Regions from separate parts of the Mus musculus genome. Here region 1 is linked to region 2. A link is a loop called in an ENCODE intact Hi-C map of the cell type or tissue named here. Cell type or tissue: heart. All regions are shown on one strand. Links, peaks and the distances in the headings refer to the core of each region. The heading gives the core; the rest is flanking DNA.

Region 1 (15,775 bases), core at 6,268-11,267, 760 kb after region 2:
GATAGCTCAGACACTAACATGCTTCATGAATTTGACCCTCAGCACCCATGTAAAGAGCTAGTTACAGTAACACACCCTTGTAATCTCCAGCCCTGGAGAGGAAGAGCTTAGAACACTGGGGCTCACTAGGCTGCCAGCCTACCTTAAGAACAGTGAGGTCCTTTATGCTTCAAAACAATATGGATGGGCCAGAACAATGGCTCAGTGGGGAGAGACACTTTCTACCCAAGTGTAATGAGCATCTTCCCCAGGACTCCCATTGTAGAAGGAGACAAAGGACTCAGATGAGTCTCCTCTGACCTCAACATTCATGCTTCCCATCTCCATATACACATATTAGATAAAGAAATGAAATAAAAGTTAAAATGAACACAGGGTAGGTGATTCCTGAGGAATGACCCCCACACTCATGCGCATACTTCATATCACCCACACATGCACGTGCACTCACACATGCCCTCAGATACCTCGCTGCAAATATGCAGCACATAATGAATGCTTGTAAGATACTCATGGCTGATCATTATCGCTGTTCCTTGAAAATGGCCCAAACCCTTTGTGACCTTCCAATTACCTGGAAACGGAGGATTTGCTGGAGTCTTTCCTTCATCTGATGACACCGCTGATCCACTACTGAATCCAGCAGGGACAATCTGCCCAAAAGACAACCCAGAGTATCTTCAATGACATCCCGGTTGTCACTGTCCTCTGGGAATGCTTGGGAAAACAAGTTCTTGTTCTTATCCATTTCTTCAGACATTTCCTTAATGTCCTTGGCAAGAGCCTAGGGTTGATGAAAGCCAAGCTTCACCTCATTGTTTGGACTTCTGTAAATCAAGTTATCATCCCCTGGGAAATCCAGGAAACCTTTCACTTACTAACAACTACACTTAGACAAGCCGAGTCTCCTTCGAGAACTTCTATAGGTCACAGGTAAGTTGTTCTAGCAGAGATTTTTCTCAGAGACTTTATATCATTATATAATAAAAATATGCATTGCTAAAAATTAAATTAAAAAAAATAAATGCTGGTTAGGAATTCAGTTCTTATAGTTTGTGTTTCATACAGGGAGGATTTGAAATGTACAATAACCCAGAGTTCTCCATTTCTCCTCCTCTTGAACTCACATTAAAAAGTTATAAAAATGCATATCATACATGTCTTTGAGAGCTTTTATGTTTAAAAAAGTCTGTCCCACACTATTTTTCTTGGAAACACACCATAGCATTTTATTAGAGCTGTCTTGTTCTTGGTATTCCATATTTGTAAATATAATTACTCGTTACTAATTGTAATTGCTTTGAGATTTCATGCATGGACAGAAATTGCCAACCTTACCTCCTGGTTGAAGAGACAAGCTTCTGTTTCTTCTGGCAAAGGTGCCGTGGCTACAAATAAGCGCTCCTCGACGTCATTCAACCAGGTGGAAGTGGCTGAGACTCCGTCATATAGCTTCTGCTCCAAGTGAATGCTCTGTCTGTCTGTCCCTCCACTCTGGGGAACACAGAGAGACACGCAACACGCAGAAGACAATCAGTCTCCATCCAGGTGTAATGCCACAGACCTGGAACCCCAGCTCTCGGGAACTGAAGACAGGAAGATGAGGCAGTTAAGCTCATCCACAGCTGAGAAGTGAATCTGAGGGCAGCTTTGGCTACAAGAGACCCTGCCTCCACCTCTCCACTCCCAACTCATCTTTTAGTCGTCATCATCATCATCATAATAATAATAATATTAATACATTTCAGTATTTTGAAGAACTATAGAGAAATAATGGAGCAAACGGATATTCAGGAATTAGCACCTGTAAGCTCCAGGACTCATCACTAGTGCTAGGCCTCAACAGTCATGGGCAAAGATGAAACAACTTTGCAAAGTTCAGATGAACAAGTCCCAGAAAGACAAGACCAAGACAAGTACAATGATGGCCCAGGCATACCTGTGATGACGCCTCCCCGAAGGCCTGGCTCAGCCCATCCAGCAAGGACGTCACTGAAGTCTTATCCTGAGTCTGTGCTTCCCCTCTGAATGGAAGTACTCCTGACAGGAGTCTGTTCGGACTACTGTAAAGCTGTGGGCAAACAGGGGTGGCTTACTTAAGAGTAGGTGAGCCATGCATAGTTTTCCAAGTTGGAGGTACACACAAAGTAGGTTATTGGAAGCCTTGTCCAGAGAAATGGGAATTCTACCATACAGTACATCACTGTGTACAGTGGCCAGATCTAGTAACAACCATGATTTTTAATGATGGAGTAGGGAAAAAAATAATGGTAGAAATATCTGAACTTTTGTCTCAGCTACCCTGAAAATTTCTTCCTTGCTGTATCTCTGTCTTTAGAGAAATAAGTCCTCCTAACTCTCTGCCGGACACCAGTCTCCTTTCTTTTAGTATTCACCTCTTCTCTTCTAACTTCTTTTAGAATCCTCCCCCACAAGGACCATCTGCAGTACCAGCATTCAAATACGTTGGAGATGTCCCCCAATGAAAGTTCTATGGCTTTTCAAAAATACTTCACTCTCATTTGATCGTTTGATTGATTGATTGATTGACTGATTGACTGATTGACTGAGTCTGACTATCCATCATCTCGTGAGAATTTCAGGCCACTCCATCCTGCAGTTTGAACATCTCTTACTCGGCATATCTTTGTCTCTTCATTGCTGCAGTCTTAAATGATTTATCTGTTATAGTGGGTTTTCACCATTATTTTAACTTGCTCCCTTTTGGATTCCTGTTTGTGGAGTGGGACCTCCCATAGCTACTTATTTCCTCAAGAAAGTGTGAAATAGTTTCTGGGTTGGGTTACAGATTTGCAGAAGGTAGAACAGTATTTAACCCCAAATCCATAAAAATGCTTCTGCCAAGGGGGCATTAACTTAAATACTCTACAAGTAAAGAGATGAAGAAAAATCCCATTGGAGAGACAGAATCCACTGACCCCTTGAGCTATTTAATTTCAGCGCCCCCCCGCCCCCCGCTCGATTGTGTTAGCTTTTTCACTTGAGAGTAGTAAGTATATCTGATGTATAAAGTTTCCAGTCAGCAGTTGTGAAAAGGAGAGACTTTGAAACACACATATCTATACCCCAGTTCCAGCATTGCTTCTTCAAGATCATTAGATCCTGAGACTGCCATCTCCCTTTCCTAAGCCAACATTGTCTACAAAGTGAACATAAGGCCTCTCACATCTAAGTGTTGCTAGACATGCTAAAATCTAAGTGTAAAACAGGCTTCTCTCCCCTTGACAGGGGCTCTGGACCTCTTATCTACTTCCTGTTCACTCTTCATGCCAGAGGAAAACCAGTGGTTCCCAAAAGGAAGTTTCCTGATGCAAAACAGGCTGTAAAATAAAATGGACAGCTGAAACTTTCTACTTGTAAGATGAAGGTCAGGAATATGAACCCAAACTTGGACAACACCCAGGTGTCACAGAAGCATGATGGTAGGACAGATGGAAAATGCTGGATACCAACACTTACAGGAAATGCAGTTCTCCACAATGAGGTATGTCTTCAGTGCTAGTCATGCGGGTGCTATGGCCTGAGTGGACAATTAGTGGAATAGTGGGCTTAGGCTTCTAAGGGGCAGGAATCTTTTTAGGTGCTTACATCTCAAAGAATGGAAAAATACTGTGGCATGAAGGTAAGCTGGAAGTCCGACATCCTGAGGTGATCTACCTCAGGAAGTCTAGCTCCAGGTGTGAGAAACATTTGACTAGGGGTGTAAGGAAGGGTTCAGACAAAGATTGGAGGTCTGTGCAAAAGACATTGAATATCAGTGTCAGAATGAAAATGATTCTGGCACAAAAAAAAAAAAAACAAAAAAACAAAAAAACCCAAGAATGGCGTGCTATCAGCCAGCGCTGATGGCAATTCCTGCAGACTCGTTGGCCAGAGGAGTGCAAAGAGCAGAAAGTGAAGCCTGCTAGGAGGTTTTGGAAAACGACTCTGTCAGAAGAAATGCGACAGTCTGTCACCACAGACCATCTCTGTTCACTGATTCGTGTCATGTTGCCTGCCTTGACAGTTCCTGTCCATCTCTGTCTAATTATCACCCTTTCCTGAACAGCTAGCTCCAAATGATGACAACAGCAGATTTTTCAGGACCAACAGTAAAGACTCTAGGACTTACCCCACTGGGGAAAACTTGCTGTCCTCCAGTGAGCAAGGCAGACATTGCTAACTCATTGCTGAGCCCTGGGACTCTGCCCCGTGCCCCTCTGAGCCACAGCCACTGTAGGCATCAGGCATACCTAGATTCCTGGCTTGCTCATTACCCCCTTTAAACTCTCCAGTTCCTCTGACTTCCCCCTTGGTTTCCAGCCTCTGCAAAGACTGAACCAATAACTATTACTTTTCTGGAACTTTCTGTTGCCTTGGATATTGTGTGCATGATGGAACAGAGCCCAATATCACACGATATCCATCCCAGGAACCGGCCTTACAGATGGGCCAGCTAACTGCCCTACCTGACCATCAGCTTCTTTTGTTCTCAAGACCCTCTAAGGCTCCAATATGTTTCTCATTAAAACCTTCTGAAAGCATTCAAGACTGGAAGTAACAGTGGGAAGGGGGCAACCCAGCAGTTAAGTTTCAGATTTGTGGAAATCCTTTTTGATATGTATACTCTAGGTTTGAAACCATAATTTTCAAAGTTGAAAATTAAATTGGACTTTTGTGGTTCATGCTAATAAAAAATCAGATATTAATCATCTTTGGGAAAAATATAGAAATCAGATAAATTTTCACATACAAAGACATTGTGGGAAATGTGAGGCATGCCTTGTGAAGCAAAATACAAAATGAATAACTTGCCTTATACTTATCTCAGAATTATATAATTCATTCATTATACTGATTATTATACAGTTCTACTCCCATAGCATAAGCTGTGTATCTCCTCTATCAGTTAATATATTAAAGCTAAACAGGCAGAGCAAAGGGGTTCATGCTCGCATGCCCAGTGCCTAGGAGGCAGCCGTCCTAGGAGCAGGCAGCCCTCAGCTACATTGCAAACTCTAGGGCAACATGTGGAGCAGGAGACCCTGTTTCACAAGCCCAAAGGGAAACAAAGAAATGAAGAAAATGTTTGATACCACTTGTTCTTGCTCCTGTTCCAGAATATTCTGTAGTAGCTTCTGCTTGGCACTAAACTCTTGGTGTAGGCTTTCCCACTTCACTCTCATCTGGTCTTCAGCAATCCCCAACTCCTGGGATAACACATCAGGTTTTTCACTATTAGAAGAATAAACAGTCTAAGTTTACAATGTGTGCAAACCGGAAAAAAGAAAACAGAAAAAGAAAAAGAGGGGGAAGAAAGGGGAGAAAGAGAGAGGGGGAAGAGGGAGAGAGAGGGGGAGAGGGAGAGAGAGGGAGGGAAAGAGAGGGAGGGAGGGAGAGGGGGAAGGGAGGGAGAGAGAGAGAGAGGGAGAGGAAGAGAGAGGAATGGAGAGAGGGGGAGGGAGGAAGGGGGAGAGAGGAAGAGAGAGGGGGAGAGAGGGAGAGAGGGAGAGGAAGAGAGATGGAGGGAGGGAGAGAGAGGGAGAGAGAGGGAGGGAAGGAGAGAGAGAAGGGGAGGAAGGGAGAGAGAGAAGGGGAGAGAGGGAGGGGAGAGAGAAGGAGGGAGAGAGAGAGAGAGGGAGGGAAGGAGAGAGAGAAGGGGAGGGAGGGAGAGAGAGAAGGGGAGGGAGGAAGGGGAGAGAGAAGGAGGGAGAGAGAGAGGGAGGGAAGGAGAGAGAGAAGGGGAAGGAGGGAGAGAGAGAAGGGGAGGGAGGGAGGAGAGAGAGAAGGAGGGAGAGAGAGAGAGAGGGAGGGAAGGAGAGAGAGAAGGGGAGGGAGGGAGAGAGAGAAGGGGAGGGAGGGAGGGGAGAGGGAAGGAGGGAGAGAGAGAGAGAGGGAGGGAAGGAGAGAGAGAATAATAGACTGATAATCTATTTGATATTAACAGACCTGACCTCAAAAATTATAACATGATTATCTTACTTGTGGGCTTATACCTTAAAACATGAAAAGTTAAAATAGAAATACTGAGACTGTAACATATTTTCTTCCTACATCTAATCATGAACACAGGAATATTAAAAACACATTGAAAATGGCTAAGCATGAAATAAACTATAGTATGATCATAGACTAGGATCCTTTGATAATCAGCCTATAAATTGGTTCAAAATTGAAAATTGTTAGCCTAATGAGAACTTTTACCATAAAGAATATACAGGATATTCGGGCCACGCTGTAGAGGGACAGGAGATGAGGGGACAGATGGAAGATGTGCCTTGAGGAGGACGGCAAGAATCCCAGGTCCATTTAAGGACAGGAGGGACCCCAGGTCTATCTGAGGCTGGGAGCAGGCATGGGGTGGGGGTAGGGCGATGGTAGAACACTTGCCTAAGCATGCCTGGGCCCTGGGTTCCATCCCCAGCATGCAGAAAGCAGGAACAGGAAGCCAAGTGCCTATGACAGCGGTTAGTGCTGGAACTCAGGGTAACCTGGGCCACATCTCTCTGAGCCCCAGTTGTCATGACATTCACATGCTACACAGTTTTCAAAGTTAAATAGAACATACTTGATGCCTACAGCTCTATGTGATGAACGGCTACCATGTGGAGGTTAATGGTCTGCCTGTTGACATACATTGACCTTAAAAATTAATGTTGAAAAAATGCCTCTAATTGAATGTTGTTTAAAAACAAAACAAAACAAAACACACTTTCAATAGAAAAGAAAGGAGTTTGAAACTTCATATGAAATGAAATCTCTTTATTATATTTTCTTCTGCGTTGGTTACAATGGCCTCATCTCCAGTGTTTGCATGAAAATTCATATCGAGCCAAGGGAGTAGTTACCATTTGTATTCTTATACTTCACCAATGACACATATAAAAATAGCAGCGAGTTAGTTTTACATCAGAAATTCTCTTTTCATTTCTCATGGGGGAAAAAAATTTTTTTTAATGTCAATGAATTCCAAGCTGGTTTTCCTTCTTAGCCTTAGAAATAACCGGGAACTTGACAGAAGGTGTGAACTGGACTCAGTTACACTGAAGGGCGATTTTTCTTGACAGAAGGTGTGAACTGGACTCAGTTACACTGAAGGGCGATTTTTCTAAGGAGTTTGTATAACCATTGAAGAATTCCGAAGTGGTTCAAGATCTTGAACCACTCTTTTAAAGTTAATCTTCACAGAAAGCTACCATGCAAGACAGATTTCTTTTTACACGAGTTTAATATTTGAAAGAGCAACTAAAGCAACTTGTAGATGTTTATCTGTTGTCTGGGCTCTAGCCAACGCTGAAGGCCAAGGAGAAGGGAGCAAAAAACAACAGCAACATTTTTTTTTTCTTTTTAACCACAAGAAACTTGCACAAGATTCCCATAGCTCTTTTGTGGAACCGACTGTCTGCCAAGCAGACGGCACTCACTAGCTGTCTCCTTCTCAAAAGCAGAGATATAAATAAAGGGCTTGAGAAACTGTAGATGTGCGAATGCCTCAGAGCTGCTTAGTGGGTAGTGAGAGAAAAGACACGCTGCTCTACTAGCCTAGACGAGCGTCCCCTTCATTTGGGGCTTTGCTGCTGATGTATTTTAAAGACCTTATCACGGATCTTTCTAAACTTGGTGGACGGTAGCAATTATTTCAGCTTTCACAGATTTGGGGAGACCTAAATGTCAAAACTACGCATCCCATAATATCTGCAATATATCAACACTCAGAATCACGGAGTCAGTGTTGAGTAAACTACAAAAACACTTTAGTAGCCACATCTGTTATCTCCAGTGATCCATTTGAATACAATGTGTTGTTTCAATTCACAATGTTCCTCAGCTTCCACATGTAAGATTTCTGATACCATGTTGTAATTTTTTTCTTGATGCTAGTAGGTACTCCTGCCTTTTCAATTATTTGACATTATAAATAATATCTTATAACATCTTTCTAACATCTACTCTTTTTTATATTATTTTGCTGAAACAGGGTTTAGAATCAGGAAACAAAGCACAAGGAGAAAGAGCCAAGAGAAACAAGCAAAGACTGCACTCAGACACTCAGGTCTTTACTGACCCCTAGGAACAAAAGGTGCTTCCGAGCTGGGTGGTGCTGCACACACCTTTGATCCCAGCACTTGGGAAGCAGGGGCAGGTGGATCTCTGTGAATTTGAGGCCAGCCTCATCTATAGAGTGAGTTCTAGGGAAACCAGAGAATACCTGTCATGGCAAAAACAAATAAAAGGAAAGGGTTTTCTTTGTATCATTATCAAAACATTTTGTCTTGATGGTTGCTCCGTATTATCATAACTCTGTAGGTAAGCAAGCCAAGACACCCAAGGTCCGTGGTTCAAGTCACAGGCATACCCCACTGGCTGTAGCCCTGTTACCTTTCCAGCTTGCAAATAAAAACCTCCTGTTGAGAAGTCTAGTCGAATATTTCATCTTTCTGTATGTAAGACTTTCAAAGTGTCCATTCCAATCCTACTCCCCAGGATAAAAAACTTTATATGTAGGGATTATAGGAAGAAAGCTGTTTGGAAGTCTACCACTTAGCCTGCATATACATCCTTTTTATTATTATTTTTACTTCTTAAGAATATTCTGCAGGAGTTCTCAAGAGGAAAACACTCTGATTAGGTATAGTCATCAGTTGGAAATATCACAGATGTGATTTGATAACACATTTGACTCAGAAAATGATATGTGTGCTGGGCCTCCAGGAAGGCAAACTCATTAGTCATTATCAGCAGCCATTTTTCTATCTGCACAGCAAAATGCTTGGCAGTGCAGAGACATTTAATATCCTAAAGTGAATGGGGGGGGGGGGGGGGCGGTGTCAGTGCCTTGTGTGGAAAGTAACTATGGAGCAAGGTGTTCCGTTTTTTTCAAATGACAGAGAAACACGAGAAAAGGAAGTTGCAATTTCAAAACATACCCAAGGCCACCTGAACCTTCTGCGGTGGAATGTTGGGTTAGAATCTCCTCTCCACGGCTAGCTACTGAGCGGAGGAGGCTCTTCTGCTCGGCCAGCTCCTGTTCGAACTCCTGCACAAACGCAAACGTTATGGTCACTTCAGAGAGCAGTTGATGGTGGCTGTCACCGTCACTGCTTCCTTTCCTCAGAACGTAAGGAGGGCTCTAATAACTGTAAATCTGAGCACAGTTTAGGCAAATACTCTTGTTCTGATTAAATATACTGAAAAAGCAACAGGAACAGAAAATTTTTGCTGGACAACAGCGCCCTCATGTGGTGAAATATATTCTTTCCTTTCAAAGTCAAAGCTGTCTCAGACTAGCCAGGACAGACTCCTTACAAACATCAGTTCAGGACAGTTAAACTTGATTATCAGCCAATCTGAGTTGCGTGCACTCACAGTAAGTGAGTTTACACTTTGACATGAGAAGGTACTTATGTATTCCTTTTACACTGAGTTAGTTTCCTTAAAAAAATTAATCGACTGAAATCATTTGTATCACATCCATTTACAATTGGGTCTTGTGAGGAGTCTACTAGAAAATAGGAAACACATTTCATTTCTTTGGGGAGAAAAATGCATTTCAGAGCTTTGCCCATTCTCAGAAGCCTTGCTGGGGCTTTTGTGTTATAGTAAAATAGAAGCAAACATTGCATCAAAGAACTACTCAAGACCCATATCCATGCTGGGATGTGGATCCCAGGCCTGGCCTGGGTTCCGTTCCCAGCATTGAAACCAGAACAAAACAAAACTCATGTCAACAAAACCTACGGTCACAGAAACACTGCCCGCAAGCTCTGCTCATGGCAGAGATGCCCACAGGAAGGTGGAAAAGGCTTTACTTTTTGCTGCTGGAGGCTGCTCTGCCGCTGGTGGGTCCTTGTGGTGCGGGCTTGTGCCAGCCATTCCTGCACGCCGGGGCTCTGGGTGTCTGTGAAGTCAACATCGTTCTCCTCTTTCTCTTGTGTGACTCCCTGCTTTGAACAAGATAAGACAGGAATCAGGGGCCACACTGAAAAGTTGTTTCTCTGCCGATGAAATGAGCCAATTCAAGCCAAATAGATTATATGAAGTGTAGGTTTATTGGGAGGCTGCTCTGGGGCGGGCGAGTTCTCTGGCCCCAAGGAAGGAGGAGAGGGAAGTTGCCATTGAAAGGGAGACAGAGGAGATGATGGTAAAGGAGAGAAAAAGTGTGGGTGTCAGAGGGAGGAGGAGAGAGAGAGGGAGAGAGACTGAACAAGGAGACAAAGAATGCTGGATTATACAGTGGAATGGTGCCCAGCCCCAGGGCTGGAAAGTTTAGGGTTGGGGGAGGGGGAGGAGTATGTCAGGTAGGGACTGAAGGATGCTGGGAGAACCTGGAGGCCAGGTTTGCTTTGGTACCTACACTATGCACCTCAGTCCCTTGTCCTAGGGTTGAAACCACTCACAGGAAAACCTCACCTCACTGGAAAGACAACTCCTTTGGTGTAGTTGGGATAATGACTTCATCACCATCATTGCACTCCATTAAAAAAGTGATGGTGACACAAGACTTTGAGACTTTTAGGAACAAGAGTAAGCAGGTGATTATGTCCAGGGTTATTTCTAAGGAAGCCCATTTTTCCAGAGTAGTCTTCAAGTATTATTCTAAATTTTTTCCACATAAATATAAAACTCAACCCTTTTATGAACATATTAAAATCACACAAAGGTAAAATGCTACCCAGATAATCATTACATGTCAAACTTTGTTGTCCCTCCTCTAAAAGCTTCGCCCGGCCAACATTTCTCTCATGTTATCTATCCAAAATGGGCACAGTAGCAAGTCCTTGCTTCTTAAACAGTTTTTGTTTTTTTGTTTTGTTGTTTTTGTTTTTTGTTTTTTTTTTAAAGGTTATCAACCAAAGAGATCAACACCTTTGAGAAACAGTAAATCCACGGTTGGGTTCACATTCTAGAATTCAAGAAGAGCAAGACATGAAGGTTAATGCTGGCTGTGGACTTTGGCTGGGTACAGGGCACATGGGAGAATAGGAAGGCATAACTGCTCCTTGTGTCTGTTAGGTCTTGAGGGCTCTGCCAAAATCCACAGTATTAATCTACCCATGGATTAAAAATCGGGGTGGACAACTGAAAAGAGGTGGAACAAGGAGAAAAGCAGCCCACCGGGAAAGGGTCATTAGTGGCATTTGAAGGGTACTTTTTCTTTCCTTGCCTGAGTTTTAAAGCTTTGCCTTGCCCTTAAGCCATGATATCTTTGCCTTGCCACTATCATTAGTAAGTGTGTCATTGAGTCAAACTTCTGAAAACACAAAGCAAAAAAACCAAGTCTCTCATTCCCTAAAGTTGTCTCCATCAGTCATTTTGTCACAAGGCGGCAGAGCTTAATAACTTGCAGCAAGGGCTTCCAAGATGGCTGAACATCCTTGGCTTCCCCACCCCCACCCGCCCCAGCCTTGCCTCTTCAACTCTGTTTTCAAGAGTTGCAGGAAGTGGTCAACCTCGGAGGGGGCTGGGGCGATAATCACCGGGACACTTCAAGAGGCAGGAAAGCCTTAACTCACCCCAACCCCGACAACACTACACTCATAAGGAGGCAGCACTAACTGGATTCAGGACATTAAAAAATTAAAATTAAAAAAGGACATCAAGTTGGGAGAGATGTTATAAGGGTCCTGGGACCTGCTGAGGAGGGGAAATAAGAAGCAGACATGATCGACACTGTACACTCTATGTATGTCTAAAAGTTTCAAAGATGAAGCAAAACTGTAAGAAGCTATAAAAATTAAGAATATAAAAATGCTTATAAAATAAATTTATAAAGAAAGTAGAAAATGGCTCCCAGCTCCACCTATGAATCTCCTAAGACTTGAATTAATTCTAGGACTCTTGATTTTTGAATGTATGTTATTCAAAAAGAGCTAATTATATACGTCTGTATAATAAATAGTTCCCAGTAGCCTGGAGGCAAAGGCGGGTGTATCTCTGTGAGTTGAAGGCCAGTCTGTTCTACACAGTAAGTTCCAGAATAGCCTGGGCTACATAACAGAGAAACCCTTTCCTCTGATAGTTGCCCCCAGTATTAAATAGCTCCTGTCCAAACAAGAGTCTTTCAGTGCCATTAGAATTAGCAAAATAAACTGGGTGACAGTGGTGCATGCCTCTAACCCCAGAACTCAGGAGGCAAAAATATGTGGATTTCAGAGTTCAAGGCCAGCCTTGTCTACAGAGTGAGTTCTAGGACAGCCAGAGTTACACAGAGAAACCGTGTGTGTGTGTGTGTGTGTGTGTGTGTGTGTGTGTGTGAGCCGGGGTTGAGGGGTACAGGAGAATAACATAGTCAAGTGTCAGCTAACTGTGGGCACAGTGCTTGCCATTCTACAAATTCAAAAAGTGTCCCTGGGGGTTTTAAGGGACTTGGTGTGATAATTACAAGTGACAATCCCAAAACATGCTGCTTTCTCCCTTCATCTCACCCCCCCCCCCCCACACACACACACACACACCCTCACCATTTCCTTGCTGCTTTGGGAGTTTGGCTAGGGACGAAACAAAAAAGCAGTCACTTATCACCCAGACAAACTTCTTGCCTTATTCTAATGGGATGTCGAAGGCCCACCTAGCCTCATGCTTCACACTGAGACCCGCTGAGGATTCAGAGCCTGAGTATATGAAGAAATAGATCAGATTATATATATATATATATATATATATATATATATACAGTTCACCCTTTAAATACATATGATGCATGAGACACTGCAATTGCAGCTCAGAGTTCTATGCGAGAAGCAACCAGAGAAGGGCCTGGGTCAAGACCCAGATAGCTAACAAATGCACCAGCAAGGCTGAGTTAAGTTGGGGGAGGGAGTGGGGGGGCAGGAGGTAAAGGGACAGAAAGTGATGGGAAAGGCTTGCTAGGCTGGTCTGTGAGCACTGTCAGAGGGGAAGAAGTTCAGGGAGCATGGAAAAGTAGAAAACCTGGCACAGATCTAGGGGAGGGCATCCCAGAACTGGAGAACAGCTACGACCCCCTATGGCCCCAGTGTGGCCCTGTGAAGAGACGTAATTGAGAACCAGCATGGAAGAGGCCTTTGTGGCTAGAGTCTGGTGAGGCATCTACCTGGGTCATCTTGCTATCAACCCTGAGACCAACCCTTCCCCGTCCCTTGCCCCAACCCCAAGTAGGAAGGCAGATAAGATAAGAACTCAGCCTTCCAGTTCTGCAGCTTACACAGAGGCTCTGCCTTTCCTCGGAGTCCTGCACTCTTACCCACTGCTCCAGGGAAAGAGCGTTGGGTTTCTATACTTGTGTTTTCTTTCCTGCAATCCCATGATTCATAGTTGTGCTGGCTAGTTTTATGTCAGCTTGATACAAGCTAGAGCCATCTGAGAGGAGGGAACCTCAGTCAATCGAGAGAATGCCTCCCTAAGAAAAAGCTGTAGGCAAGACTATGGAGCATCTTCGTAGTAGTGATTAATATGGGAGGGGCAACCTGCTGTGAGTTCTCTCGAGTGCTATAAGAAAGCAGGCTGAGAAGCTCATGCAGAGCAAGCCATTAATCGGCACTCCTTCATGGCCTCTGCATCAGCTCCTGACTCCAGGGTCCTGTCCTGAGTGAATTCACGCTCCCCACGATGAAGTGTGATTCAGGATACAGAAGCCAAATAAACTCTTTCCTCTCCAAGTGGCTTTGGTCATGGTGTTTCATCACAGCAATGGACACCCTAAAACAATGGTGGACTTAATGAGATGACAGACTACATCTTTATCTCTGTACCTTGGTTTGACCACTCTGTGGTGAAGCAAGCTATCAACATGTAGAAGATGGGGCTGGAGAGATGGCTCAGCAGTTAAGAGCACTAACTACTCTCCCAAAGGTCCCGAGTTCAAATCCCAGCAACCACATGGTAGCTCACAAACATCTGTAATGGGATCTGATACTCTTTTCTGGTGTGTCTGAAGACAGCTACAGTATATATATATATGTATGTATATATATATATGTATATATATATATATATATATATATATATATATATACATATATATATATACATATATATGTATATATATATATATGTGTGTGTGTGTATATATATATATATATGTATATATATATGTGTATATATATATATTTTTTTTTTTATTTATTTATTTTTTTTTTTTACAAATGTAGAAGGTGTAGTCTCCGACCCCACATGAGCTCCTGTGGTCTGAGCACGTATTTCCTTTTCCTTTGGATCCTGGAGAAGCCAGATCAGGTAGAACAATGAGAGTGTCCTTGGTCTAAAAGATGCTATTTGTATCTTGCAACACGTTTGGAGTAGGTGACTCATCACGTCTCATTCTCCTCATTCTCTAAGCATCCCCCCTTCCCAGGAATTTCTCCCAAAGATAAATAGTGGGTTTCTGGAAAGTAGAGGTTTAGGTGAGTGGGGCTCTAGCACAAGAGACTGGAGAACACTGTCACTGCAGAATCTCAGAGACCCTGGCTCACTCAGGCCAGGGAGACAAAGCAGATTAGATGGAAACTTTGCAGGATGGAACAAGACACACAATGGCACCTCAAGGAGCCAGCACACCAGACTCAAGTCCCCAGTCCCAGCCATTCTAGCTGAGAAAACACTGGTCCTGGCTGTCGGCTTCTTTGCCTTCTCTCTTGGGGTCCAGGCTGCTTCCTGTCTGCTGTTTAATTCAGCCAGCCTTTGTTTCCCAGAGTGCATCCAGAAGATCCCTTACAGACTCCTCACAGACCATAGGCTCCACTCACACTTCTACGTTGGTTCCCCTCCTTGGACTTCCAGTGTGTCTTGTAAATCACCAAAGACAGGTTGTGCTTGTAAAAGATGCCGATTGGAATGTGAGTTCTCAGAACCATTTCTACACAGATGGACTTTCAGGTTCTAAGAATTCATCTGTCTGACTGAGCAAGTCCGCAGCTTCAGATTAAACAAACAAATGCACAGGAAACTCGCTTAGACTGTGTGTTCTGTGTTCTGTGTTGTTATATCTGGTAAAGTTTTCTGACTCAGTCATTTTGAAAGCTAACACTTGGCCCTCGGAAAGCAAAACTGATTAAGAATCCAGTTCATACTTCAGTTCTTTCCCCCTTGGAATTGAGGCAGTCCTGGCAAGAGGAATGCAAACCTGGAGATGACAGCTTTCCCTCTGCCACAGGAGGAAGGACTCAGGTAGTTTCTGTTCCTAGAGACCTGCTGGGTAGAGCCACCAGGGATGTTTATTTTGGGAAAGTAGGGCAGTCACCACCTTTCTTCCTAGAATACTCCTTGGAAGAGCAGAACCCTGAAGATGCTAAACCCGAGATGAACCATTTCTTCATAAAGATGTTTGCTGCCTATATAGGGTGACCTTTACATTGCTCCCATCGCTGACCTGAGCACCTTATGAAGAGAGACAGCTTGCCATTCAAGAGACTTTCAAGTGTCTTTAGGTCTGCATTCCCTTGTGTTTATCCAGGAGAAATGGAGAGACTGGGCCTTTACTGATATCCATGCTGTTGCACAACAAAATTAAGTAAGAGGCCAACAGATATTACACTGACATGTATACAACAGCACTGAGAAAAACGGGTTAGGAGTGGAATTCAAGGTCACAATAAGTGCTGAGATCTGCAGGGCATTTGATTGTATGGGACCAGAGGAAGGGTATGAAGGTAGAAAAAGGAGAAAGAAAAGAAGGGAAGGGGAGGAAGGGGAAGAGGGAGGGGAGAGGAGAGGAAGGGAGGGGAAGGAGGAAAGGGGAGGGGAAAGGGAGGGAAGGGGAAGGAAAGTGAGAGGATGAGAAAGGGGAAAGCAGGGGAGG
Region 2 (15,775 bases), core at 5,428-10,427:
AGACCAGGCTGGCCTCGTACTCAGAAATCCGCCTGCCTCTGCCTTCTGAGTGCTGGGATTAAAGGCGTGCACCATGCCCAGCTGTATCAGTATTCTCTTACAAGTATTTCTGTATACCCTTTATGTACTTGGTGCCCAGAGGCCAGACGAGGGTGTCATATCCCCTGGAACTGGAGTTCAAGATCGTTGTGAGAAGCTGTGTGGGTGCTGGGAACTGAGTCTGGTCCTCAAAGCAGCAAGTACTCTTACCCTGATCTTCTCCTGCCTCATTGAGCTTCTGGTCACCCTGTTGCACTTCCCAAGTGTTAGAGGATTTCAGGTTCATAAAGCCTTTGCCTGGCACATATTCAGTAGTTCAAGATTGGTTTTATTTTCTTCCTCTGCTGGAGATTGAGCCCTGGGCCTTGTGGAAAAGTGCTGTATCACTAAGCTACACTCTAGACCACAAGTGTTTTAAGAAGTGAAATTTTTAGATTAAAAATATATAAGGTTTATTAGTTATGTGTATGAATATCTTACCTGTGTGAATGCATGTGCACGATGGGTGTGTCTAGTGCCCTTTGGGCAGAAAAGCATTGGGTGTTTGCAACTGAACTTGGGTCCTTTGCGAGAGCAACAAGTGCTTTTAACTTCTGGCCCTATCGATTTTATGAGGGTATTACCTACATGTGTGCACGTGTACCACATGTGTGCCTGGTGCCCCAGGTCAGCCTCGGAATGCCCTGGTACAGGAGTTACAGATGGTTGTGAGTTGACTTGTGGGTGCTACAAACTGACCTGAAGTCCTCACCCGAGGTAAGAGTTCTCTTAGCTGCTGAGCCATCTCTCAGTGCCCTGCATGCCCTCCCCACCCTGTCGAGGCAGGGTCTAGTGGCCCAGGTTGTCCCGAAATTTACTTTGTAGTCTAGGATACTGTTGAACTCTCCTACCTCGACTTGCCAAGTGCTTGGATCACAGCTCCAGTGCCCTGCTGAAGTACTAATGTAGTTATTCAATAGTACATGTTTTTATTTTATTTTATTTTTGAGACAGGGTCTCACTGGTATCCCTTGCTGTCCTGGACATGTAGATCAGGCTGGCCTCAAATTCAGAGACCCACTGAGTTTAATCCCTCCAGAGCACAGGGATTAAAGATGTGTTCCACTTTAAAAAAAAAAAAAAATGTGTTCCACTAAGCCCTGGCTGTGACTAGAATTTGTAAATGAAAATCCCAAGATTGTAAGAGTGCTACACTTTTTCAACCAATTGATTATTTTTTTTCTAAGCCTCCTGTAGCTCCAGCTGGTCTAGAGCTCACCTATGTAGACAGGAATGACCTGAGCTGTGCTGCTCCTGCGCCATCCTTCTAAGTGCTGACATTCTAGGCGTTGCAGCCAGGGCTGTTGGATGTGGTACTGATAATAAAGGCAGAGCTTTACGTTAGTAGGCAAACACTCTGCGCTGGTGTATCCTTATCCCACCAGTGTTTTGGTTTGAGGGTGCAGGTGTGCTCTAGCAGGAATCTCCTGAGTGAGCTACAGCTCCCTGTTGGTGATCCCATCTGGTAGCTGGCATTCTGTTGCTGTTTGGCAGTAAGGTAAGGTAAATGCATTTCATCTATATTTTCCACCCGTGGGTTTTTTTTTTTGGAGGGTGTGTGTGTGTGTGAATCCCACAGTAAATGAGACACATCTGTACATCCTCTGATAATATTTTTGTTTGTGACAATAGCTGTTGATTGGTAGAATAGAAGTAATTTTATGGGGAGGTTTCTCCCCTCTCCATCCAGCCCATATAGTTCCTGAATAAAAAAGACAAACCTGGTATTTTTATTAACAAGTTATAAGCTTAAATGGGCAGGCTCCTAAGGAATTTATAACACAGCCCAGCCATAGGCCCTGTGAACGTTGCCAACTGAGTCTTGCTGAGTTTGCTCTTGATCGTCCACCCTGCCTCATGGTTGTCATCTTCCCTGCCTTTCCCCCTAGTGATTCCTACTGAGGTCCTCTACTCCATGTCAAGCCCTGCCTTCCTCTCCTGCCCAGTCACAGCTTCTAGCCTTTTATCATCCAGGCAGAGATTATGGGAGAGCATTCTTGACAGCACATTGGCCAATGCAGCACCTATGTCCAGACTGCAACCTGAACTTGGACACAACTCAGCATTTGGATTCACAGCACACAAGACCAGCCCCAGGAGAGGCATCATGCTTGTGGCTCTGTAGCCATTGAGGCAGGGGCTAAGAGGAGGGGGTCTGAAGACTGGTGGGCCAGTTCTTGCAGGATTTTCACATTTCTGGGACACACTGAGGAGAGAGAGGGTCACAAAATTAGAGGACTTAACTGCCATGTGGTGCCTAGAAGGAAAACTGAGTGATCAGAACTCAGTCCTCGTGCCTTTATGTGAAGATCAGTCCTGAGCTAGGAATGGTTTAGATTTGAATGTAGCCCATTGCTTTTCTTAGTTTGCCGCCCTCTGTAAGACTTCAGCTGATAGCAGCCAGCATCCCCTCAGCCTAATCTCTTCAACAGCAGTATTTAAAGATGGTCACTGTTATAAGCAGATTCCAGTTTTGTATGGAAGCAAAGTTAGACATTTAAAAGCTTATGTGTTTGTTGTTTTAAAATTCAAATGGTGATATCTGTTTAGTCAGCTTAGTCCCTGTCCCTAAAGCTCATTGCCTAGTGGTTTCCTCTTGTCTTCATTGTCTGTAAGCTTTGCAAGGCAGTGGGGCACCTGTCTCGGTTTTCCCATGACTTCTTGAAGAAGAAGTTTCCCAAGAAGTTGAGAGTAATATATATACACAAATTTGTAGCCAGGTGGTGGTGGCACATGCCTTTAATCCCTGCACTTGAGAGGCAGAGGGCAGCCTGGTCTACAGAATGTGTTCCAGGACAGCCAGGGCTATAGAAGAGAAACCCTGTCCTGATCCCCCCCCCCCCCCCCTGCTCAAATACAAGAAAGCACCGTAATTAGCTCACGTCATAAGATTGATGGGCCTCATGTAGAGATGCCCTAAAAACTTTTCTTTTTTGAGCTTACTCTGAAGAGATAGTCTGTTTTATATTTGAGGGTTTTTTGATAATCCCACAAGAACAGAACCATCAGTTAAGCATCACCAATCGGATTAAAAGACTCAGTGTTAAAGCACTCCTGTAAAAGTTTCAACGGGGCTGTTGGTCTCTAGCTCTGATCTCAACATGGCTGTCCTGTGGGTTTAGAGATGAGGCTCAGCTGGCAGGAGTACCTGCTTAGCATGTATGAAGTTCCGGGTTCTGATAGCCAGCATTGCACATGGTGATGGTAATGAGCTTGAAAACAACCTGCAATCTCTGGCACCACGTTGAGGAAAAGTGGGAGGAGATCCTGAAAATTTGGTTTCTTTTTAACCTTGTATTGTATGTGTATTAAGCATTTTGACTACATGTATGTATATCCTGCATGCCTGCCTGGTTCCTGTAGAGGCTAGTGGATGTTGTAGCGTCTCTTGGAACTGGAATTAATACCCCCAAGTGCTTTTAACCATTGAGCCATCTTTCTGGCCCCAGAATCACAGACTTCTGTCCTTGGATTATATTCATAGTTAACTTGATCATAACTTAATATTGTACTAACCACTGACTTCCCAGCAGCTTGAGTTTTTGGTTGGTTTTTTGAAGCAAGATCCCAGGCGGGTGGCTGTCAATGTTCAAATATGCTGGTCTTACCTGGCCAAAATTACTGACTTAGGGTTTTACGTATACTAGGATGCACACAATCGCTGAGCTACATCCCCAGTGAGCTAGATCATTAGCAATCCACTTCAGGGCTGGAGAGACGGCTCAGAAGTTAAGAGCACTGGCTGCTCTCTTCCAGAGATCCTGAGTTCAATTCCCAGCAACCACATGGTAGCTTATAACCATCTATAATCAGATCTGGTGCTCCCTTCTGGCCTGTAGGCATATAATATATTCATAAATAAGTTTTTAAAAGATTTTATTTAGCCAGGCGTGGTGGTGCACACCTTTAATTCCAGCACTTTGGAGGCAGAGGCAGGTAGATTGCTGAGTTCGAGGCTAGACTTTATTTATTATAAATAGGTATACTGTAGCTATGTTCAGACCAGAAGAGGGCATCAGATCGTGAGCCACCATGTGGTTGCTGGGATTTGAACTCAGGACCTTTGGAAGAACAGTTGGTGCTCTTACCTGCTGAGCCATCTCACCAGCCCATAAATAATCTTAAAAACATATATACATATATGTACATTTACATCACTTTCGAGATGAGAACACAGGGTCCAGAGAGGGGTCTTGACTTGCCAAGTAGATGGAAACACTAAAGCAAACATGAGTCTGTTTGGTGTTACCCTTGACTTCTCATGGTGATACAAATGTGATACAGTCCAGGCGCACAAAGGCTTTAGTTTTTGGTTTTGTTCTTGAGGTACTAAATCTAAAGTTGCTTGCCTGCTTTTCAGTTTCTCAAGACAGGGTTTCTCTGCCTTGGGTGTTCTAGAACTTACTCTGTAGACCAGGCTGGCCTCAAATTCAGAGATCCTATCTGCCTCAACCTCCCCAGTGTTTCGATTAAAGCCGTGCACCACCACCACCCACCAGGCTAAAGTAGTTTTTCTTTTCTTTTTTTTTTTTAAAGATTTATTTATTATATGTAAGTACACTGTAGCTGTCTTCAGACACTCCAGAAAAGGACGTCAGATCTTGTTACAGATGGTTGTGAGCCACCATGTGGTTGCTGGGATTTGAACTTCAGACCTTCCGAAGAGCAGTCGGGTGCTCTTACCCACTGAGCCATCTCACCAGCCCTAAAGTAGTTTTTCTTAATGAGCATGTTAGTTAGATGTCATAATGGGTTGCACTGTGACAGTTACACTAGCTAAAAGATTTGTTTTGCTTGTGTATAACTAAAAATTTTAAATGCTTAGTTGAAAAGATACTGATTTTTGCTATCACACTGAAAGTCTATCATTACTGCTTTTATATCGCCACCTTTAAGTTGCATAATGGATGCAATATATTAAAACATTTGTCTATCATGGTCCATTGAAGTACAGAACCATTCTCATATTTCTTTCTTTTGCTACTGCTTTTGTATTTTCCCCATAAAACTTTATTCAAATAAATGTTTATGAAAATCTGCTTGTTTTTTGTTTTTGTTTTTGTTTTTTTTTGCAACATTTAAAAATGTTAACTTTTGCTGGGCAGTGGTGGTGCACACCTTTAATCCCAGCACTCAGGAGGCAGAAGCAGGCAGATTTCTAAGTTCGAGGCCAGCCTGGTCTACAGAGTGAGTTCCAGGACAGCCAGGGCTACACAGAGAAACCCTGTCTCACAAAACAAAAGTTGTCAGACCTTCTGGCACCATAGTTTTTCTGCCTTACTAAAATTGTTACCATTTCTGTTTAGATAATAGCACCTGTCATTTACTGGAATCTGAAGTCAACGTTTTTGGTAACACATCTCTTAACAGATTTTCTGGTCTTGTTCAAAAGGCTATACTCACCAATTTAATTGTCCTTTTACTCAGCTTGTTTGAAGCCTTAAAGGCTGTTTAAATGCAGCCGACCTATGTAGGGTAGCTGAGAGATGCTGCTGTTTTTACACTCACAGCAGGCTTGTGACAGCTGGCTCATGCTGCTGCTACTACTCCTTGGGAAACTTGGGTTCCCTTGGGTTATAGGGATTGCAGTGGGGTCCCCAGCATCTCTGCAGAGAGCTGGAAAGAAAGGCCACACACTCGCCTTGGCAGTACTAGCAAGCACAGCATCAGCAAGATGTCACTGAATGTGTATTCTCTGGTGTAGTCGGCCAAGGCACAAAATGAATGCTCCATTGTAGTGTATGCAAAGCAGTACTGGATGAATGTACACACACACACACACACATGAACAGTGGGATCTTGGCAGAGTGGGGGGGGGGCAGAGCTATGACTAAAAATATGACTAATAATTACCATGAAGGTAATTATGTCCTTAATTGTATGTGTTTGTGATATGAGTGATCCATGAGACATGCACATAATACAGTATGTTTGTAGGGAGACCGACTTTGTCAATGTATTACTGCCAAAACAACATACATTTGTAACACAAGTGTTTGTATGGCTTGTAAGCTAGGGCCATGATTCCAGAGTTTTAAGAATGGTATCGAGTGGCGCACTCCTTTAATCCCAGCACTCAGGAGGCAGAGGCAGGTGAATTTCTGAGTTCAAGGACAGCCTGGTCTACAAAGTGAGTTCCAGGATAGCCAGGGCTACACAGAAACTCTGAAAACCAAAAAAAAAAAAAAAAGAAAAAAAAAAAGAATGGTGTTGAAAGTTGGCCTAGTCATTCTTTTTCCTTTAGAACTTTGAGTATATTGACCCAAACACCATACTCTGAACTCTTTCTTATTCAGGTAGCAACATAATTAAGAGCTGAAAGGATCATTATGTCATTTGTGTTTTATTTTGAGACAGTTCTGCTGTGTTATTGTTGGCCTCAAACTGGGCAGTCTGCCTCTGCTTTTCCAGTGCAGAGATGAGTGCGTTTCCCTGTGTAGCCAGGGCTGCTCTGGACATCAGGATCTGCCTGCTTCAGCTTCCTGAGGTTCTAGGTGTGTCCCCTGCGCACTGACAGCCCCTTGACTTAGAGGGTAGAGTAAGAGTCACCAGTAGTGAACGCTGGCTTTGCTGGTTCAGAACTTGACTTCTCTCTTGCCAGTGTGGTGCTTTCATGATCACAAGGTCAGAAGAAGACTCTCCCCAGCTCAAACATTACCTTAGGAAAACACAGAGCGAGAGTTACTACTTCTTGTGGTAGAACTGAATTTCATTTTCTAAGAAAAAAGGGGCTTTCCTTGGTCCACAAACCCCTGGTGATTCTTCACTGTGTCAGGCTGACATAAGTAACAGCATAGCAGTGAAGGCCATTGACTGAAGACTGCGGTTAGTGATGTGGCCCTGCCTTCTCACAAGACTGCAGGGCTGAGGCTCAGGTAGCCGAGTAGGTGTTAGGCTCCACGTGGCAAACTAATGAAAAGGAGCCAATGCCGTCTTTAAAACTCGGGACCTCACTTACTGCATTTGCACACTAGCCTAGTCATCCGATGCAAGTACTTGGGAGTAGAGCCCGGGCGGGGCTGCTGCTGACCTCAATGGTGATGAGGATGACGATCATCCACTCCAAGCGGAGTGCTCGCTTCTCATTGAGGTGATTCCGCATTAGGTCTGTTAGTTCCATGCAGTGCTGCAGTTTTTCATTCATGACCTGCAAGAAAGAGAAAACAGGTAAGATATGCTAGGTCATCAAATTCTTATGCTTAGTCCTCTAAGATGACCAGCGGTTAGCAAAGGGTGTTTAATGACTCCATCTAGAAACCTTTTTGTAATGCAGTTTTGTTTTATTGTGTATGTTTATGAATGTACATGTGCATAGATGCCTGTGGGGCCAGCTTGTACTAAGCGTTTGTGAGCGAGCTATATGGGTGCTGGGATCTGGTTTGTTTTTTTTTTTTTTTTGGTTTTTCAAGACAGGGTTTCTCTGTGTAGCCCTAGCTGTCCTGGAACTCAGAAATCTGCCTGCCTCTGCCTCCTGAGTGCTGGGATTAAAGGCGTGCGCCACCATACCCAGCCCCGATCTGTTCTTTTGAGAGAGTTTCTCTGTACAGCCCTGGCTTCCCTGGAGCTCCCTCTGTATACCAGGCTGGACTCAAACTTTGCCTGCCTCCTGAGTGCTGGGATTAAAGGCGTGCAGCACCACTGCCCGGCAGATGCTGGGATCTTAACTCTGTACAGGACACACTCCTAATCAAGCCATCTCCGCACCCGCTTATTTTGAGATGGGGTCTCATGTAACCTAGGGTGGCCTTAAGTCTTCTTGCTACCACCTCCAGGAATGCTGGTATTCCATGGGCCACCACATGAAATCAGTGCTGGCTACTGAACTTGAGGCTTCATGCTTGATGGCAAACTAAACTACCAGGTCAGTTTTATTTCTTGGTCCCTTTGTATTGCAGTTTAAAAAGAAACCCTGCATACTAATCCATGACTGATGGATGTTTAAGAAATAGCATTTTGTTACGGGAACAAGAAACTTTATTAAGCATGACAAAGACTGATTTGGCACTTTTCCTCTCTCTCTTTTCTCTATGCTCATACCCTTTCTCTCTTTCTCTGTCCCCCATCCCTCCCAATGGCAACTCCTCCTGGCCTCAATTCCCAATAAACCTGCCTTTAATATGATCTTAAAAAAAAAAAAAAAAAAAAAAAAAGACTGATTTGGCACAGGGGCTAAGCTAATAAGGCTTTTTACTCAAACATGTAGTACCTGTAACAGAAACTCACCACTAGATGGCACCATCACTAGCTGAACTGGCAAAGGTTCTCGGTTATGACGCCTTGGATAAGCTGGAGTGGGGTATGGATGGGAGTTGCACCAAATAGCATCTGACTTTAAACCTGGATGTGAGTGTAGCTATCTACCTTCTTAGAACCTGTGCACTTCTGAAAGCTGTAAAGTCGGAACATTTATAGTTAGTGAGTGCAGGTTTGGCCAGTATGAGCAGCAGTCTAGGCAGGGATTCCATGGTGTAGCATCCAGATTTCCAGTATGTAGCATCATAGCAGGTCATATTCAGGGTTTGGCACAGAGCATTTAACTGCTTTACCAATTAGGGTCAACACACAGAACACAGCGGTTGATAGAATCACATTGTAGCTTCTAACCTATAAATGTCAGGGTGGCACTGCGGTCCTTTGTGGTCTTTGTCCACTGCTTAGTCTTGGCCTCTGGTGTGCTCATCTTTTAAGATCCTCTCTCCATTTCAACTGTACACAGCACAGAGAGCATGCTCCTCCCCAACTTTACTGCTTTAACAGCAATCTGTGCAGTGTTCCTGTAACAACGTTAAAGACTCCTGGGGCCTCGAGAGAGCTCAGCGGTAGGAGTGTGACTGCTCCTGCAGAGGACACCCAGGCTGCTCCCCAGAACTCCTATCAGCAGTTCACAGCTGCCTGTGACTCCGCACAGACACACATAAGACAGATAAGGAGCATTCCTGGAGGTGAATATTGTGAAATCTCAGTCCTGGAGCAAAGGCAGGCGGCAGATTTCAGAATCTAGAGCCAGCATGATCTACATAGCAAGTTCTTGGCCAGCCAGAGCTACACTGACCCCATCTTGAAACAAGAAGTCCCTTGATGATTAAACTTAAGTTTTCTTTAGTTCAAAGCTGGATTAGCCTAAGCCAAAGCAGTTTCAGACTCAGGAGACTAACTGCTGGTTTAGTGGATACCTAAGAATGTCAGTACAGAGAGCCTGAGATCACTTGGAGACCCAGGAAGGGAAATGCAGCTAGATGAATCCAGTAAGAATTTCCAAGGAAAGGGAGAGCAGAGGTCAGGAAACGTGGTGGTGGTGCAGGCAGCAGTGTACAGCCCTGAGCTCACGGCTAGATCCTGACCAATTCATTAAGCTTACGTGGGAACAGGCCAATTCTAAGAGGGGGAGCTGCCTACATCTTGGTGGCAGTCATACTCCATCTCATTGTAATGACTATTATAACAAAGCACACCAAGAGACATCAAAGGGGAAACTAGAATACTTCAGTATGGCTGCACCTAGAAGCTTGTCACAAGGGGCTTTATTTTCAGAAGTGGAGACAGCATTTGCATCGCATGCGCCTATTCTAAGCATCCTAGTCTGAGAGACCTCACGGAACCACTTCCTCCCGCACAGCTCACTAACCCCTCCGCAACACGCTACTCGCCTGCCAGCCACTCCATACTTAGGGAATCAACATCCTTTTGAGACCGGGTCTCATGGAACCCAGGCTGGCTTCTAACTCACTCTGTAGCCAGGGTCTTATGCGGATATGTAGGTCAGTGTTTATGAAGTAGGCTGCTAAAAAGTCAGCAGGCCTCCCGACTTGTTTTAAACAGAACACAGCAAAAAGGATGAGTTGCCTGGGCCTGTAAATAGGCAGTGAGACACTGCCTCATGTGTTCTCTAGCACTGCCTTACCGTGTACACAATGGTTAGTAGGTGCCCTGTGCAGAAGCGTCTGTGGTAAGGAGCTGAAACCTTAGTGTATGAGCCGCCATGTGAAAAGGCAGGAAGCCGGTCCTTCCCAGGCAGGCAGGCCGCAACTGCTTGCAGCTCTATGAGAGGCCCTGGCCCAGGAAACTAGGACAAAGCTGCTGTCAGCTGCTAGTTTTAGGGAAACTGTACGGCAGTTAGCTGATGCCAGTGCTGGAGAGGCCTCATTGACACACAACTCTGGTCTCTCCCTCACATCTTCATCTTCAGCCTGTGTACTCTCCAATCAGGAAAGCCATACTTGTTTCATCTGTCCAGACAACCTGGATTAGCAAATGTCTCAGACATCTGGAATATGGAACTACTACAGAGGAAGACTGAAGTTACCCTCTAGTGTCTATAAGGCATGTGCACATCTACATGTATATATACAATGAACACAAGCAAGTATCACACCACATGTAACATGCAAAGGAAAAATCATGTTTAGCTACTTGGGAGGCTGATGCAGGATTCCCAAGTCCAAGGCCGGCCTGGCAGTACAGTGAGATGTCTACTCTCCAAGCAAACAAGGAAACAAGCATTGAAACCAGGGAACTCTCAGGAGTGAACCTTTGACACAGAAAGCTGAGAAGTGGAGCCAAATGTGACTCACATCTGTAACCCAAGAACTAGGGCTAGGACAAGAGGAGCATGGGGCTTGAGGCCAGCCTGGGCTACAGTGTGGTATTTTGTATCTAAAACTCCTCTTGTAACCATTATGTTTTATACCTTCCTTCAGGTGGTCAAGGCTGTCAGGTTCTTATCTCTAGTCCAGCTTGGTCTTGAGAGCAACTGTCCTGTCTGTCTCCTGAGAAAGAGAGACTGGAAAGTGACAGCAGAGAGGACACGAGGAACTGGTAATCCAAAGAGTATTTCTCCAAATGCTGAAAATTTCAGCTATACTAATTGTAGCAGAAACCCTGCCCAAGTGTAGCCCTGGCTGTCCTGGAACTCTGGCCTGCTTCTGCCTTCAGAGTGTTGGAAATATAGGCATGCACCATACCTTAACTCTTCGCGTGATGCTAAGGAACTGGCAGGTCTTGTCATAAAGCTCTTCCAGGTTTGCTCTGTCCCAGTAGAAGTCAGGGGTGATCAAGAAATCTGAGCTCAGGTTTATTCGGTGCCTAAATAAAAAAAGGACAGCTTAGCTTATTTATGGTGAATTAAATATCAGCTACTATTTAGCCCATATTTTCATAGTGTCATGTGAGCACTCTTAAAAGTAACTTCAAAAAATATGGGGGAAGTACCTGTGTACCCTAAAACAACACCAGGATGAAATAAGGTAACACAATAAGCCTCACTTTTCTTACCTGCAGCTCTCCTATCTCACTCATTGACCACCTTTAAGGTCCCTCTATATCCTTTCAGTCGTTACGCAACCACAAGACAGGCAAAAATACACTAGGTCCCTTTCTGCTAGCTTTGTAGGTTAGCCTGGCCTGGAACTTACTATGTAGCTCAGGCTAGCTTGGCATTGGCAGCTTCAGTCTCTAGTGTATTAAGAACATTAAGGTTTGTGTGTGCTACCGCACTGGCTGACTTAATTTTTACCTATCCTTTTGTGTCAGATGTCTGAGCTTACTTTAAAATTGATGCTGCACAGCACACTTGCTGGTTTTGTGTGTCAACTTGACACAAGCTAAAGAGAGGAAAGAGCCTCGGTTGAGAAAATGCCCATGAGATCCAGCTGGAAGGCATTTTCTCAACTAGTGATCAAGCAGCGTGGGTCTAGCCCATGGTGGGTGATGCCATTCCTGGACTGGTGTCCTGAGTTCTATAAGAAAGCAGGCTGAACAACCCAGGGGAAGCAAGCCAGTAAGCAGCACCCTCCACAGCCTCTGCATCAGCTCCTGCCTCCAGGTTCCAGCCCTGCTTGAGTTCCTGTCCCGACTTCCTCCAACGATGAACTAAATGATATGGAAGTGTAAGCCGAATAAACCCTTTTCTCTCCAACTTGCTTTTGGATCATGGTGTTTTGTAGTAACAATGGAAACCCTAACTAAGACACATAGTAAAATAAATACAAGTAGCTGTTCATTCTTTAAAAAATATGTTGGATACAGTGGTGAGTCTGTTTAACCTACCAAACAGTTCCAAACTCTCTAAGGATGGCTTCTCCATGTACAGATTTGTATATATGTTTATGTTAAGAGAAATAAAAATATTTTTGCTATGCAAATGGAATAATGCCATATAATAATTTGCAACTTTATTTTTTGTTTTGTTTTGTTTTTTTTTTTGTATTTTGAGACTGTAACCTTGGCTGACCTGGAACTTACTGCAGCATATACAGGCTGGCCTTTGCTTCCTCCCACCACATGCACCACTGTATCTGGTAATTTTTAACTTTTTTAAGACAAGGTCTCAGCCAGGCATACTGGTGCATGCCTATAATTCCAGTACTTGGAAGGCAGAGACTGGAAGATTTCTGAGCTCAAGGATAGCCTTGTCTACAAGGCTGATTGAGAAGAAAGAGTGTGTCTCTTATAATCTACCCTGGTCTCAAACTTTCTTACTAGCTTGAGAATCATCTTGAACTTCTGATCATGCAGTGCTGGGGATCCAAGCCAGGACTCTGTGCATGCTAGGACTGTGCATGCTAGGACTGTGCATGCCAGACAGACTTGCTACCAACTGAGCTGCACTGCAGGACCGAGACCTAACTTTTTACCTAAGAGAGTTAGCTTTGTTTCTTTTCACAGATCATTACATCTCTTTTTAAAAAGGGGTTTATTTTTATTTATGTGTGTGTAGATCTATGTGTCTGTGCAGATGTGTGCGTGTGTGTTGTGCGTGCATGTACACATGTCCTTAGAGGCCAGAAGAAGGTGTCAGATTTAGAGTTGGAGGTACAGGTGGTTGGGAGCTGATGTATTGGTAACCAGACTCACGTCCTCTGGGAGAGCAACAAGACTCTTAATTGCTTTCTAGTCCTATTCTTTCTCTTTTAAAAAAGAATTATTAATGTGTTCGTGTATGGTGTGTGTGTTTGGTGTATGTGTGTGTGTGGATGGTGTGTGTGCGGATGGTGTGTGTGTGTGGATGTGTGCGTGGGATGGAAACATGTAGAGATTAGAGGACAGCTTTGTGGATTGCCTCTGTGTTTCCAAGCTTTTCCTTGGGTTCCTGAAATCAAACTCTGGTTGTCAACTTTGCTGGCAAGCGCCTTACTAATGAGCCACCTGCTGGCCTGTCACACTCTGTAATAATACATAAGAACTTTCACTGTAAAGATTTAAAAAACGGGGTAAGGAAAGTCAGGCTTTGTAGAAACTATTCAATTTGAGAATTAAATCTATTTAGACCTAACTTTTGAGTTTGGGAATTATACTTTGCTTATAGATTATGCTTGTATTAGAGAACAGGGGAACACAATCTCTCCTACGTCTCACATACACAAAGTCTGTGTGGCTCTACTGTTGGATGTTCTTGATGAATGCCCTATGGTAAGAAGCACAGATGCTGAAATGCTGGGCCTCCTGTGGTGGGCATGTCGGATGACAGTTCTCAGGAAAACATCTACAAGGAGCTTTGAGCACTTCACTCAGAAGGAACTGGATGACACTGTCCAGGGAGACCTCCGCAACCAGGATGCATCCCTCCAAAGACAGGAACGCAGCACAGTTGAGTGACAAGCTCGTCTCAGCTGCCTACTGTGCAGCGTCAGCCTCAGTAAAGAAGGGTAAAGCTTCCTGCAGCCATTGTCCTGCTTTCTTGGGGGTCTTGTGCTGAGTGACAGGCTTAATGTAGATGAGTTCTGCTCTTGTGAACCCATCAGATTTCCCGACAGTCCTAACAGAGCCTGGCTGCTCCTCATGGGGGTGGGGGCTCGGGGGGTAGAGAATGGTTTTCCTGCTTATTTCCTTTTGTCTTAAAGGAAATCCTTCATTTACAAGAGAACAATTTACCTGAGGGCAAAGAGCTCACCCATTTTCTGCATAACTTCTTTATGAGACAGTTTGACTTTCTTCCCAGCTTTTAATGCCTGTTTGGGAATAAAACAAAACAAAAACCCAAAAACACATACACAATGGTCCTTTGTGGGTCCCATGAGCTGCAGTCAGAGAGTATTAAAACCTGCACCCCTTCCAGCAGGCACAGTTCCCGTTATTCTACAAACATCACAGCAAACACTGACTTTTTTTTTCTTTTTTCATTTTTTGGTTTTTCGAGACGGGGTTTCTCTGTGTAGCCCTGGCTGTCCTGGAACTCACTTTGTAGACCAGGCTGGCCTCGAACTCAGAAATCCGCCTGCCTCTGCCTCCTGAGTGCTGGGATTAAAGGCGTGCGCCACCACGCCCGGCGACTTATTTTTATCTGAGTATTTGCTTGCATGTATATCTGTGCGTCACATGAGTGCTTAGTTCCAGTGAACACCAGAATCGGGTACTGGGTACCCTGGAACCGGGGTGACAAGCAGGTGTGAGTCCCCATCTGGGTGCTGGGAACCCAGGTTACCTGCAAGAGCAGCAAGTGCTCTCAATATCCGTCTCTGTAGCCCCGCTCCTTATCTTACCTGTAAAGTGGGTTCTCCTTCCCAGGAATGATTGATCCTATTAGTCCATTCTGGTAAAAACCTGGGGCTCTGTGAGTGCGCGACAAGCGCGTCCCCACTGGGCTCCCCCCAGCAGTGCTGGCCCTTCCCTGAATGACACTGAGAGCACTGCAGTCACAGCAGAGTCATCTCAAGTCACAGCCAATGTGGGATTCCTGGTCGTTAGCTCATCGCTTCGTGTGTAACTGAAAGTGTCTTACTACTAGTTACTATTTATATTCAAATATGCATATTATTATGCTGAGCAATTAGTACTTCCCCCCAAGAAACCAATTATTGATAAAAAGCAGAGAGCTGATATAATTACCTCTGGAATGGACTGAATAGACTCAATAAATTTGTCCAGGGTTGCTTCCCAAATAGCCAGCTTCACTGGGGAAAGAGGAAGAGGAAAGTTTTCTTACCATCAAGTTCACAGAGTGCTCACAGAGTGCACAGGGCCTCTGTTGCCTCTCACTAACAGGCAAATGCGCAGCTGGGCATGGAGCTCATACCTGAGTCCTGATGACTTCGAGCCTGACCCCGGCCCTCTAAGTATGGCTCAGACACGAAGGCAATGGACTGTCACATGATTTCTATGTAGTCAACTATTTTAGTTATTCACTTACTTGGTTTTTGGTTTTTGTTTTTTCTTTTCTGGTTTTTTTTTTTTTTTTTAGATTTATTTAATTTTTTTATATGAGTACATTGTAGCTGTCTTCAGACACACCAGAAGAGGGCATCAGATCCTATCACAGATAGTTGTGAGCCACCATGTGGTTGCTGGGATTTGAACTCAGGACCTTTGGAAGAGCAGTCAGTGCTCTTAACCGCTGAGCCATCTCTCCAGCCCCCTTTTTTGTTTTTTTCAAGACAGCGTTTCTCTGTATAGTCCTGGCTGTCCTGGAACTCACTTTGTAGACCAGGCTGGCCTCGAACTCAGAAATCCACCTGTCTCTGCCTCCCAAGTGCAGGGATTAAAGGCGTGGGCCACCACCGCCCAGCACTTTTTTTTTTTTTTTTTTTTAAGATTTATTTATTTATTATATGTAAGTATACTGTAGCTGCCTTCAGACACTCCAGAAGAGGGAGTCAGATCTTGTTATGGATGGTTGTGAGCCACCATGTGGTTGCTGGGATTTGAACTCAGGTCCTTCGGAAGAGCAGTCGATGATCTTACCTGCTGAGCCATATCTCAAGCC

The links. Hi-C counts contacts between places; a loop is a spot of excess contacts. Peaks named below come from ENCODE experiments on the same cell type or tissue, not always from the same donor. Only the 100,000 strongest peaks of a DNase experiment are listed, where the experiment ranks them.
Region 1: it touches region 2 in a loop (4-fold over the local background); 25 of 42 quality-filtered maps call a loop at or near these places.

What each region holds. Positions count from the first base shown.
Region 1 is chr10:5,152,525-5,168,299 of GRCm38, forward strand. Syne1 (spectrin repeat containing, nuclear envelope 1) reads right to left here. Exons shown (of 146, transcript NM_001347711.1): 98 at 9,810-9,944; 99 at 8,928-9,037; 100 at 5,097-5,235; 101 at 1,940-2,071; 102 at 1,339-1,494; 103 at 575-784. Among named protein-coding and RNA genes, the nearest start is that of Gm51757, 170 kb to the right of the region's middle. In heart, for the core only: a CTCF peak has its summit at 9,235 (motif pointing left); no DNase peak of the experiment used is centred there.
Region 2 is chr10:4,396,766-4,412,540 of GRCm38, forward strand. It overlaps Rmnd1 (required for meiotic nuclear division 1 homolog), which reads right to left. Exons shown (of 13, transcript NM_025343.6): 9 at 14,902-14,966; 10 at 13,948-14,024; 11 at 11,040-11,160; 12 at 7,109-7,225; 13 at 6,404-6,736. The coding sequence ends at 6,704. Among named protein-coding and RNA genes, the nearest start is that of Zbtb2, 17 kb to the left of the region's middle. In heart, for the core only: a CTCF peak has its summit at 8,308 (motif pointing right); a DNase peak (open chromatin) is centred at 8,986; H3K27ac peaks cover 1,218 bases.